Regions from separate parts of the Homo sapiens genome. Here region 1 is linked to region 2. A link is a contact called in ENCODE Hi-C or POLR2A ChIA-PET data. All regions are on one chromosome and are shown on one strand. Each heading gives the region's core, a stretch centred on a gene start or an enhancer-like site at or near the end of the contact. The rest is flanking DNA. Distances are from core to core; before and after follow the strand shown.

Region 1 (2,966 bases), core at 386-2,885, 52 kb before region 2:
GTGTCTATTTTGTGCTAAGAGTGGAGGAACTGGAAGGAAGGACACACTCGAGATGTGGGAACCAGGCGTCTTCTCACTGAGTGACCCTGCCTCCTGCTGGGGCCTGTCCATGCTGAGCAGTGGCCAGGCGCCTGGCCAGCCGGCATCTGACATGTCTCTACACTGGAGGGCAAGTAAGACCTGAGCCAGAGGAATGTCACCATGGTGGGGGAGAGAGGTGGGGCGGATTCGGGATCCAAGTTCGGGCGAACAAAGACTGAGGGTCATTTCTTTCTAGCCCCTGTGAATGGCCCAAACCCCAGGATTTATGGCAGCTTCTGCTGTGTGGCTGTGCCAGTGGGGACAGAGCAGGGAGCCCAAGCCAGGCGCCAGCCGAGCTCCCTCTGGACCCAGCTGCTGTCCCTGCTGCTGCCCAGCTGTGGGGCGGTCCTCCATTCAAGCTCCTCTGCTCCCCGGGACTCTGGGGTCAGATGAGATCATGGGGGAAAGTGTTTTGGAAACCAAGCCATGATGCAAATGTGTTTCGTTTTAAGGAAATGGGAGAAAGGAACAAGGATTGTTGCAGTAGAGCCATGTGGGGAGAGCAAAGGTGAAATCCTTGTCTCCTGGCATCACGGGGTGGAGAGTGGAACGTCAGCTCTGGGTCATTTGGTGGCCAAGGAAAGATGGCGATAGTAGCTTCAAGGCACGGCCTGGGGTTGCCCGTCCACCCTGGAGGCAGTCTGGCAGGACAGGGTGTCCTCAGCTCCCTGCTGGGCCTACGTCCTTTTGGAGTTCTAGAGCTGCGTCTTAGGACAAGTGTGCCAAGCCTCCTGCTTTGAGTTTCTGTCCTGACCTTGACCTGGCTCACCTCCATGGGCAGCCTCCCATGCTTGGGCATCAGGGCTTGTCATAAGTCCGTGGTCACAGGGCTTGATTCCTCCTAGTGGGTGACTCTGAGGACGGCCAGGCCTCCCGCTGCAGGACCAGCGTGGTTCCCTCCATGGAAGGCTTTCAGAGTGTGGAGGGGATGCGGCTGTCTTGGGAGGCCCAGCCCTTTCTGTCAGCCGTGGAGGACACTGAGTCAGGTTAGGTCACGAGGAGGGGACCCCACAGTCATTTACATCCCGCAGAGGGAAGTGCCCAGAAGCCCGCAACAGTCTCCGCTAAGTGGGGTTCACGCCAGGTCCTCTGCTGTGAATGTGGAGGCTGTGGAGCCGAGGCCGCGAAATTTCTCACTTTTCAGGGATTCTGTTCAAGTTGTCCCAAAGGAGAAGCCCATCAAACAACCCAGTCTCTGTGCGAGCTCCCCCGGGGGCATTTACTACTCAGCCAGTGAGAGCCAGGTTTCCAGGGGAATAGAATTAAACAAGGTTCTGCTTTTTGCTGAAGGGAAAAACCGCTCCCTTAGGTGGGAGAATCCCCAGGGTTCTTTCTTCCTGGCCAGGGAGGGAGAAGGGGGTGACGTTTTATTGAGCATCGGCTAGGGCCAAGCTCTCAATTAGGCCCTTTCTTCTTTCTTCTTAGGGTATCTGTGAGATAGGTGCTGCTGTCCTGGGGAGGTAGATGCAGACAGATTAACTCTCAAGGTAAATGCTAATGAATAGAGGAGCCAGAATCCCAACCCAGGAATGTCTGATCTCGGAGTGGGCGGCTTCCCAGCTGTGGCTTTGCATACCGCTAGCGTAGCCACCCGGACCCTGATCCCCTGACCCTTGTCCTTGATCCTCCAGGAAATTCTCATATGTAACCTGGAATCCACTTTAAATGAACTCGGTAAATAATGTCTTGACTCTAGGCCAGTCATTACCTGGGACAGGTGAGGGGGAAGGGCAACCACCTGACTATGTCACTGTCAACAGTGCATCCTTGGGCTGAGGTTTTCATTTTACAGTGGGGTTCAGGCAGGGCTAATTGCTGACCCAGGACTGTGGCCTGGAGGGATTTCAGGGCCTTCCCATGGGCGGACTGACAGTAGAAGACAGCCCCTGTCAGTCTATCTGAAGAAATCAGTGCCAGATAACAATGGTACCCCGTGGCTGAATTCTGGCTGGGAGTGAAATGGTGATGGAGTGTTGGTCTCACCTCAGGTCAGCAGGGAAAACAGTTGGGAAAATGGTCAGCCCTCCTGAAATGCAGCAGGTGGTGATTTTTGTGTTTTGAGTCTTGGCACACCTTGCTGTTGAAGCAGTTGAACAAATAAAGGAATGGAAAAACAGGTGCTGACCCAAAGCTTGAGACAGCTGGTTGGTTGCCCTTCGTTGAAAACCACACGGCCAACCCAGAGTCTTCAGGTTTGGGGCGCAGTTAAGCTGTGGGGCACCCTGCGTAGGCTCACTGTGTTTCCAGAGGCTTTATGACTGCACACTGGGGCCGCCTGAGACCCAGGTTTATATGTGAATTTAGCAGACAAGTAAAAAGTGCTGAGTCACATTATAAATGCAAATTTGGAGGAGGATTTGAAATGCTTTCATTAAGACACCAAAGCAGGACACTTGTAATACAGCAGTGCCAGGAGAGGACAACCCTGCCATTCTTTGGGGACCTAGATAAAATGGCTCCACTGTCCCCTGCTGAGAGTGAGCAGGCCATCAGCATCGCGGTGGCCGGGGCTCAGCTGCCTGACGTTTCTTTGGCCCCTGTACTGTGTTGATTTCACACACTGGGCACAGCCATGCTGGCGGTGTCTTGAGAACACAGCCATGAAAAGATGGAGAAAGCAAACACAGTTTCTGTCTTGGAGCACCACATGGATTTAGATTCAGAGTATGATTTATTTTGTTTTGGAGAGTTTTATTATGAATTTTTTTTCTCCCTTCTTTGCAAAGACATTACAGAGCTAAACCCAAACAGCTGAGCCTATCAGGGCCTTGGAAAAGCATTTTTGCCTGAAACTTGAGTTTTTCCTAATGAAGTGACTTTCCTCTTCCATCTTTTTTGTTTGCTTGGTTTTCTCATAGGTCATTTGATTGCCCGCCTCAGAACGA
Region 2 (3,078 bases), core at 52-2,551:
CGGGGCCCTGGACCATGGGTTGAACCTGACGCTTTGACCCTGAGCTCCCCGTTCTGACCTGCAGCCTGCAGGGTTAGGAGGCAAGGGCTTTAACATTCCTCCCAGCTGCTACAGTCTGTGTGTCTTGACTCTGTCCAGGGTACAGCTTTGGCTATTGCTTGGGCCTGTCAGGGTGACAAGCAACCCTTAGTGGCCCTTAGTGGCCTTAGTGGAAATAAGCCAGTCTGTGCAGAGCCAGAAGCAGAGACTATCTGACTCTCATGGGGAGGGAGTTCACCAGAGGTCTCTTTATTGCTGTGCACGACGTCCCTCTCATCCCTCTCATGTCTCAGTGATCCAGCAAGACCCTGGATGCACCCAGGACAGAGCCTACAACAGGTCTCTCAGGCTGGGCCGCGTCCTCGCCACTCCATGCATCCTCTCTCCGAGCAAATGCTGTGATTCTATTTTTGTTCCCGGAGCATGGTTGTGCCTGGCCCAGGGTCACTACTCAAGCCCTCGCCACAGTGGCCCATTGTTTTGGGGGTTTCTGTCTTTCTTTTCTTTTATGCTTTCTGTTTTCCTTGAGATACATTTGTCTTTATTACTATAAATTATGCCTTAACCACCATTTTACATCTTTTTTTTTTTTTTTTTTTTTTTTTTTTTTTTTTTTGGTAAGTGTGGTAGGTAATACTCAGGAAAAGACTTTGGTTTTCTTTAGATTTGACCAGGAGGTTTGAAGGCATAGACAGGCTTGAGGGCTGAGCTTCAAGGTCTCATTTTCTTGCTTTAATTTTTCTGTTCAGATTTGTCTTCTTTTTTGATTTTCTCTGACTGCAGGGCACATGTGCAAATGCATTGAACTTGCTGTCCTCCAACTCTGAACAGTTTTAAAATTCACTTTTTATTTCCTACCCACAGAAAAAGAAATGTTTGCTTCAACACGTATTGTTACAATCATTTTGGAATTTGGGATATGTGGGAAAGGTAGAAGGTTAACGTCTCTTTTTTAATGGACTGTTTTCTCTTGACTTACAGTCGAGATAAAACATGCACAAGCATACGGAAGAACGATAGCAACGGGGTTGCTTTTGGCAAGGATTTAAACAACATGCACTGTCAGCCTAATCATATCTTTAAAAAATTAGAGGATAATGAGCATGCACTCTGTGCCAGACACTGCACTTGGCTCTTGAAATACATTATCTTATTTAATCCTTGCAGCCTCGTGAAGTGGATGCTTGTGTCTGCGTGTTCCAGAGCAGGCTCTGCAGCAGATCCACCTCCCGAAAGTCACATTCGTGGCTCTGGCTATCGGGCTCCAGGGCTTACTCAGTCTTTCCATGACGCTTAACTCCAGCCACCGCCACCCCCTACTTTCTCTGCCCCTCGGTGAGGATGAAGGGTGCAAGGGCAGGGCCTGCCTGGGGCAGTGGGGCCCTGGGCGCACGGGCTGCAGACCCTGTGCACCAGCCCTGCTTGCAGGAGTTTGCAGTGCAGCTGGGAGGTGGACAGGACTCGAGGACTTACAAATGAGGAGGATGGCTGCACCTTGGGACATAACTCCCAAGTGGTGATAGAGAATTGGAAGGGTGCAATTCACTCAGGTGGGCAGGGCAGCCCACTTGCAGGAGGAGATATTGAAGAGGGGACCAGAAGGATCGGAAGGAGCTGGGCGTATGAGGAGCACGCAGGGGAGGGCAGACCAAGCACAGGCAGTGTGTGTGAGCGGGGAAAGGGGTCCCTCCGGCCTGGCTGGCCTGCAGGGAGAAGAGAGCGGGGGTGACGTGAAGGCTGAGACAGAGGCAGAGCCAGTTCAAGCAGGGCCCTTCCAATCAGGGCATTTCATTCCAAGCCAAGGCCAGGGGTAATCACTGGGGAGACATGTGCTGTTAAAATAGGCCATTGTGCCTGCTAGGCGGGGACTGGCAGGGGGACCAGGCGAAGAGGGGCAGCCGCCTTCTTGATTTCCATCATGTGGCTGGTAAGAGTGATCTCCTGACTGTAAACTGCCGGAGCAACGCAGAGACCTACCCCTGCTACAAACCACAGGTTCAGACTCACAGCAAGGTCCTTCCCATCCTTTGCTTGTTTGCTTGGAGAGACTTGGGGTAGCACCATCACACATTTTCTAGATGGTCCCTCCATTTGGGTTCGTCTGTGGTTGTTGTCATGGTTAGATCGGGGTTGTGGGTTTTTGGAAAGAGCCCGCAGAGGGGACGTGCCCCTCTTGTCACATCCTGCCAAGGGTATAGGCGGTTAGTGTGATGTGTTCCTGAGGAGGGAGATGGAGTCTGGGCTCCACACACCTGTGCTAAGCGTCTCTTGTGTGCTGAGCAGAGTGGAAGCTCTGAGGATTTGGAAGAGGATGAGACAGGCCTCATGGAGCTCACAGCCATGGTGTGGAAAGGATAGGAGCATCCACAGGGCAGCTACGCATAAGTCATGTGAGCTGAGCAGGGCAGGAGTTCAGAGGGGCATACATTAGCTGACCTTGTGGGGGCTAGGACCATTCAGAGAGGATGCCCGAGTGGGGTTTCAAAGGATGAATAGGAGCTGGTCAGGCAGGTAGTCAGGGGGTAGTGCAGGCAGAAGGATGAAGAGATGAAGAGGAGTGAAGATGGGCTGGGAACAGTGGTGGCTTTGCATTCCTGGGATACAGTGTGGATAAGGCCAGGGGGAGCTGCTACACAGAGGGAGGACTTGCGGTTCATGCCTAGGGTCCTGGTCTTCCTTCTGTAGGCTTAGAGGCTGCCCAGTGTTCCGGTGGTCATGGAGCTGCTTGATGCAACATGGAGGGTGGGCTTGATGGGGATGTGGGTGGTGAGAGAGCAGACAGGGAGCCAGCTAGAAGCTTTTATCAAAGTCTTCCCAAGAGAGGTGGAGGAGGGTCTGCAGAAGGAGGTGTCTACTGGGGGCAAAGGAGTGGACAAGCTGAGAAATTCAGTGGGGAGGACAGAGGGGACTCGGAGTCTGAGTGGAGACTCGGGGCAAGCCTGAGACCCAGGGGAGGTGACACCCTCACTGCTTTGGGGTGCATGGACGGTGGGGGCGATATCCTGGCCAGGAACTATAGCCAGGAGAGCAGGTTTCCAG

What was found. A loop is a pair of places that touch in the nucleus more often than their neighbours do. ChIA-PET counts read pairs that join two places held with the same protein, here RNA polymerase II (POLR2A). Pooled maps may share reads with other maps.
Region 1: a map of posterior vena cava shows a loop between it and region 2 (2.5-fold over the local background). The contact joins two enhancer-like sites. A Hi-C loop is called at or near these places in 13 of 168 maps with a recorded cell type or tissue (aorta, ascending aorta, cardiac septum and 10 more) and 11 of 50 pooled maps. POLR2A ChIA-PET finds 5 or more read pairs at or near these places in 1 of 52 experiments (WTC11).

What each region holds. Positions count from the first base shown.
Region 1 is chr2:236,577,501-236,580,466 of GRCh38, forward strand. It overlaps ACKR3 (atypical chemokine receptor 3), which reads left to right. Exons shown (of 2, transcript NM_020311.3): 2 at 2,940-2,966. The coding sequence starts at 2,966. Among named protein-coding and RNA genes, the nearest start is that of ACKR3, 9.2 kb to the left of the region's middle. RefSeq lists enhancers at 2,061-2,966, 2,438-2,966. Within about 2 kb of position 1,636, at least 9 of the 41 ENCODE cell types and tissues checked have a DNase peak (open chromatin) inside an H3K27ac peak, as active enhancers do.
Region 2 is chr2:236,630,293-236,633,370 of GRCh38, forward strand. No RefSeq gene overlaps it. Among named protein-coding and RNA genes, the nearest start is that of ACKR3, 62 kb to the left of the region's middle. Within about 2 kb of position 1,302, at least 2 of the 41 ENCODE cell types and tissues checked have a DNase peak (open chromatin) inside an H3K27ac peak, as active enhancers do.